2 separate regions of the Mus musculus genome follow, and region 1 is linked to region 2. Evidence: chromatin loops called from intact Hi-C (ENCODE). Cell type or tissue: left cerebral cortex. All regions are shown on one strand. Each heading gives the region's core, and the rest is flanking DNA. Links, peaks and the distances in the headings are about the cores only. Region 1 holds the start of Dse (dermatan sulfate epimerase). Region 2 holds the start of Rwdd1 (RWD domain containing 1).

What was found. Peaks named below come from ENCODE experiments on the same cell type or tissue, not always from the same donor. Only the 100,000 strongest peaks of a DNase experiment are listed, where the experiment ranks them.
Region 1: a loop joins it to region 2, with 8 times the contacts of the local background. A loop is called at or near these places in 1 of 42 quality-filtered maps.

The regions. Positions count from the first base shown.
Region 1 is chr10:34,205,516-34,208,422 of GRCm38, forward strand. It overlaps Dse (dermatan sulfate epimerase), which reads right to left and starts at 1,720. Exons shown (of 6, transcript NM_172508.3): 1 at 1,565-1,720. In left cerebral cortex, for the core only: a CTCF peak has its summit at 1,269; DNase peaks (open chromatin) are centred at 1,407, 1,663, 2,132 and 2,492; H3K4me3 peaks cover 1,606 bases; H3K27ac peaks cover 1,395 bases.
Region 2 is chr10:34,017,979-34,020,885 of GRCm38, forward strand. It overlaps Rwdd1 (RWD domain containing 1), which reads right to left and starts at 1,638. Exons shown (of 7, transcript NM_025614.3): 1 at 1,388-1,638. The coding sequence starts at 1,460. In left cerebral cortex, for the core only: a CTCF peak has its summit at 1,535; DNase peaks (open chromatin) are centred at 996, 1,187 and 1,741; H3K4me3 peaks cover 2,415 bases; H3K27ac peaks cover 1,452 bases.

The DNA.
Region 1 (2,907 bases), core at 272-2,771, 190 kb after region 2:
CGTATAATTATTGAAACTAAGACTGATATCATGTTCTGATAATGACTAAAGGACTCTGCCGACATTCAAGTCCTCCATATTGCTTAGTCTCATATTCCTCTTTCTACAGCCAAAGACACTCCAAGAAAGCAGGGGCTGTATCTCGTGTACCCACTCCCTGTCCTAGTAACCCACACTCATGCTTTTGGTTAAGCCCTCAAGGAGTGTCACTATAGTAAACACATGTTAAATCCAAAATTTTCTCCCTTTTCAGTAGAATAGAATTTACTACCCCCCCCCCAAAAAGACCACATTTGTACAGGATTAAAGGAAAATAGTAATGTGTGAACAAATAATAGGGTAATCCTGTTTTATTTTTCCCATGCACGTTACATTTTGTAGTTCTCTCTAGTAGTATAGTCCAAAATCTTCTACAAAATTTTGGTTTCATAAGGGGTAGAGATGGCTCAGTGGTCAAGAACTGGTACTGCTCTTGTCCAGGACCAGAGTTCATTTCCCAGCACCCACATTAGGATGCTCAGAGTGTAGCTACCATACTAACACATCTAATGTTCTTCTGACCTCTGCAGGCACCTGTCTATAGTCCTGTGCATATACTCCCAGACAGACACATAATTTTGAAGTGACACTAATGAATCTTTTTTTTAACTTCACTAGTACTATCATTTATTAAGAAGATGTAAAAGCTGAAAAGACAATTAGTAAAAGTGAAAATTCTGTAATGTGAAAGAATATGAAAATATTTCTAGAAGATTCTACCTTCCTTAAGATATTGTTGATTAAGCAGCAATAAACACCAAATGTTTTCAAGAATCCACTAGAAAATCTCTAGAAACCAACGTGTCAGTTCCTGACCTAAAGAATTCCAGGTGAAAGAGGCCGGCCTCTTGCATTGGAAGCAAAGGATTAGGTTATGAATGCCAGCTGGCCTAAACGGAGGCTGTTGCCTCAAAGGAGAGATGAGAAAGTTCTCAGTTCACAAAGTTAGCTCAGATCCAGCCTCGACAGATTCTGAGCCCATGTGGCATCGCTTACAGTGCTCCCCAGCCCGAGTCAAGCCCGCCTGCCGGGCCCCCGATTGGCCCAGGCGGCCTCGGGTTGAGGTTGCCCAATCACTCTGGGGTGTTGGAGTGCAGGGGCGCTGGAATCCTGTGGCTGGGGGTGACTCAGAAGCAGCTTTCTGGGCGTTGGCGGTCCGGAGGTCGCACAGGCACAACCAGCATGGGAGCACACGACCACTACCATCCCTAGATAACTGGTGTAGCATAGGAAGGGAACGCAAGGGTGTGCTATCTCCAAACCTCTGGAAACTCGGGAGCACGTCCAGTCCCCGCCATTCGCTCCTGATCTCGGTGCTGCTGTCTGAGCTGGGTACCCGGGTAGGAGATCACGGAGCCAGCAGAGCTGGCCCGAGATGCTCAGTCCACAGGGAAATCGACGCGCAGCGGGGGACGTGGCTCAAGCTGGTCCGTAGGGACCGGTCCAGTGTAGACCCATGGAGCCACAGGAGGGTAGCTTCCTGGAGCGTGGCCCAGAGCAGCGCCCAACCCAGCCCATCACTCACCGCTCCGTCCTCCCGGGCGTCCTCTCTCTGCGTCCCCGTGGGGCGCCGGGACTCCGGACCCCTGGAGTCGGGCCCTCAGCTTGCGCGCCGAGCCATCCGAGCTCAGGGCGCTGCGCCCGGGGTGCGCCGCTGCAGCCTCTAGCCGCCGTGCGGACTGGGCGGAGACCGTCGGCGGAGAGAGGGGGGTGGGCCGCGGCAGGGCTCTGCCTGGGGCGGAGGAAGCCGCAACGTCAGCAGAGCCCGGGAGGCGAGGATGGGGAGGGGGAGAGCGGGACCCCCGCCCAGCCCAATCCGGACCTCCGCACGGGCTCTCCTCCGGCGCCCCAGATCACGGCTCCACGCGAGGCTCTGCCTTCCGGTCGCTGCGGCCCGGACCCCACAAGACACCACAGGACCCCACAGAACCCCAAGCACCCTGCCCTGCCCTGCCCCGCCCCGCCCCGCCGCTTTGGTTCCTACAGCTCTGATTTCTCCTGACCCAAGAGCTTCAAGTTCCACTCTGGAATCTCACCCAAAGGAAAGATAATTTCTGGAGGCCGGGGGAGGAGGGGCCGATTCGTTTTTTAAAGCGCTGGAAGAGGAAAGCCGAGAATTTAAAGAATCCCACTACCAAAGCTAGCGGCCAACCCCCTCTCCAGGCTCCAAAATAGTTACACTCCCGACGCCTCCCTCCCTTCCCCCCTTTCCTGAATCAGTTTTACTCTCAAAGAGAAAGGGGAAAATCCACCTAATCCGAAGCAGTTGTCGCCTAGAATGGAGTTGCAAAATACAGGGAATCCTACCGCAAGGAACCCTGTAAGCTGAACTGATTTTAATCAGCAAAGATAAAGGATTGGGGGAAGATCCTTTAGAGTTTGCAGTTCACAAAGGAAACTTTATCTTATTTCGTGTGTGTGTGTGTGTGTGTGTGTGTGTGTGTGTGTGTGTGTGTGTGTGTGTGTTTGTGTGTGTACGCGCGCGCGTGAGAGAGATATGCACCCAACTTTTGTTTATTCTTTCAATGAAATGTAGCCATCCAATACAAACTCTAACCGGTCCAGGGTTGGATCTCCTTCCTCAGAGTTAAAGAGAATTAACCTACTAGATTCTATGAAAAGGCAGCTTTTCGAGAGACACTTACCCGTTCGTAAGAATGGGCGGTTTTACTCAACCCTGTTTGCTAACAATTGCTCGGAGTTCTGACAGACTATGGAGACCCAAGGGCGCTTCCAGGCAACCACACTATTAGGAAAAGTTACAGATTTTGCAATCAAAAGTGGCTCCTCACCACGGATTAAAAAAAAAAAAAAGAAAAAAAAGAAAAGAAATACTACTGTTAGGCTTTTAAATGCTAACTCAGATAA
Region 2 (2,907 bases), core at 182-2,681:
CATCTGACAAGAATTCCATATACTACTACTACTGGGACCTAGCAAAATTCAATACAATACTGCTTTAAGACATAAAAAATGTGCCATTGTAAGACACACATGCGCGGAACTTAGTGAAGGATAACCTAATATTTAAGACAAGTTAAAAATACTGTATGCCTCATGCATTTTTGTTTCTGCCTACAAAGGGTTCATGCCTATTATATTTCTAACGTGCTAGAAAGGTCTAAACATCGTAATTCAGACTATATCGGACAACTGACACTAGCGCTTTATTTTAGTTTGACACTGACATATAAGCAAGGATAGAGAAGGAAGCCAGACTCCACACATACACTCACCCAGGTAATGACACTCTCAACCCCCTCTTCACTCATCCCTTAACATCCGCAACACAGCTGTATTGCTGGTGCGAGAGAACATGAACTCGACTGGAGCTACACAGGAGTAGCTGAGAGACATCTGCCTGTTGGCAAAGCAGAACAAAATTTGCTTCCATTGCAAAAAGTTGGTCAAAAAGTGAAGCCAAGAAAGAAAACTAAGCTAAGCAATGAAAGGGATGGTTTAGGATTTAAAGTAATATGCCTTGGGTTCTTAATTCAGACACTAAGTAATACTTGACAACACTTGGAGGAAGGGTTGTGGAATGTAAATCCCATCAATCCCCAGCCTACGTTCATACTGACTTTACCTTGAGTGCTTCCCTAATTTGAGAAGACCCATAGATAGGTTTTCCATGGAAACAGACTCACAAGGAAAGATTCTACTAATGAATTTCCTGACGGATGCTTTCCCTTAGACCCAATCAGCTCTTCCTACATCTAAGCTGAGGCTGAATCCTTAACCGAAGTCTTCAGGATGTAAGAACTAAGGACCTCTGGCTGGAGGAGGGAGAGCACAAGCCACTTGCCTTCCCTGGGCCTCCAGAACCTCGACGACGTCTAAGATACCTAAGAACCACAGCGACCACATCGTTCATCAGGCATTCTGCAGAATGCCTGATCACTCTTATAGAGAGAATAAGACATCCCCGAGTGTGCTGCTCTCAAAAGCCAGCATCCCAATCTTCTCAGCAGGGAAAACAGCTGCTACTTCACCAGAGCTTAAAATAGGAGGTAAAGGGGGGACATTAAGCGGCTCTGGAGAAACTCATCGCACTGCTAGTTCCCCCCACCCCCCGCGTGCTTCAGTGAATCTCGGATGACGGAGGTTACGCGAAACCAAAGCGGTCAGGACCAATTCCAGGGCCTCCGCAGAGCCACCCGGACCTTCGGATTTCAGGACAGTGGGGAAGGAAGCAGGCGAGTGCTGGAAACTGTCTGGAGAGCGGCAGGAAGGGCCGCGGGGCCCCGGCCTCCGCCCCGGAGCAGGAGGCCGCCAAAGTCACCTGTGAAGGAGTCGGGGTAGATGGACTCCAGAGCCTCCAACTCGTTGCGTTGTTCCTCGCCGTAATCTGTCATCGTGGCCCGCGTTGTTGCCCGTGCATCGGCGCGACTCCCTGGCGGCGGGCTGCAGCGGACACCGCGGCCGCCGGCTGCCGGGCGGGCGCACGCGCAGAGTCGGAGTGGAAAGGCCTGGAGCCACGCCTGGCACGGATTGCTGAGAAACAGCCCCGGCTCCGCGGGCCGCCCGATCCCCGCGTCGGAGTTCGACTCATCGCGCCTGGAATGCCGGCCGCCGATTCGCTGCCTGTCTGCGACGGCTCGGGATTGGCTGGGGGGTGACCGCAGCCCGCCCGGCGTTCGGGAAGGACAGCTACTGCCCGCTGCTGGGCTTTGCTGGCTTCTGATGGAGACGCCTGGCAGAGAGGCATCGCCATTCTGCGCTCGATGTGTCTGGTCTGAGTCTCGCGCAGGGCGTGGTAGTGGCGCCGAGGGCGGGGCGCGGAGGTCCAAGGGCTTCCGCTTTTCCGCGTTCCTAAACCACGTTTGTCGCCCAGAGCAGCCTGTGGGCGACAGCCAGCCCGGCTTCTTGGAACTTTCAATGGCCTGATCTGTGCAGACTCCTGGAAGCCGAGCTGGGACTTGGGGTCGGGGTTCGTCCAGAGGTCTGTCCCAGGAGGAACCCGGGAGGAAGGCTGAAAGTCGAACCAGAGGTTCTTGCACCTCACTTTAAAGTTGTGAAATAAGTGAGGCGGAAAAATTGACCTAAAGACTTGTTCAGTTGTTATTTCAGCGAACAGATAAAGGGGCGGATCTTAGTGACAGATTTGACTTTGCCAAAACTACAATAAGATACCGGAAAATAATACCTTTGATTTAGCTCTACTTCTGCTGATAGATTTGACAGCTTCAAGTCTATCACTACAACCAAAATGTCAAATGCCGTAACGGCAAAACTAAGAAAACAGATAAATATGTCTTCTTTTTTAATGAACACTAAATAGTTACTTGGTTTATATTTGTTTATAATAAAGGAACACGTACTAGCCTAAACAAAATGTGGGGAAATGTACCTCGGGAAGAATACCCCAAACATACTAAAAATGTTTCCCCAAATTTCTCTACCTTCCTTGTGTATTAAAGCTGGCTTTACTTGTATTATGCAGGTTCCATAGATGGGCTTTTTTGGCTTTGGCTTTGTGGTGATTGTTGCTGTTGCTTGCTTGTATCTTGCTTACTAGCCAGGATTGCCAGAACTCGTGTTACCCCTACCCTGGCCTCAGTGGTGCTGAGATTGTAGGTGTGAGCCACAGTGCTCCAGTTACACAGAAAGAGTTTTTTGTTTTGTGTTTAATTAGCAAGTATTCCTTACTTACAGTAAAGGAAATGCATTATGTCAAAAGTATTATGGTTTCTTGTTTTAAATAGATTAAGGGTTGCTTTTTGCCTTCTTTTAAACTTTAAAGGGGAGAAAAGGAAACTTCTGAGATGAGGTAGCATTTCAGATATAAGCTGCATATTTGTT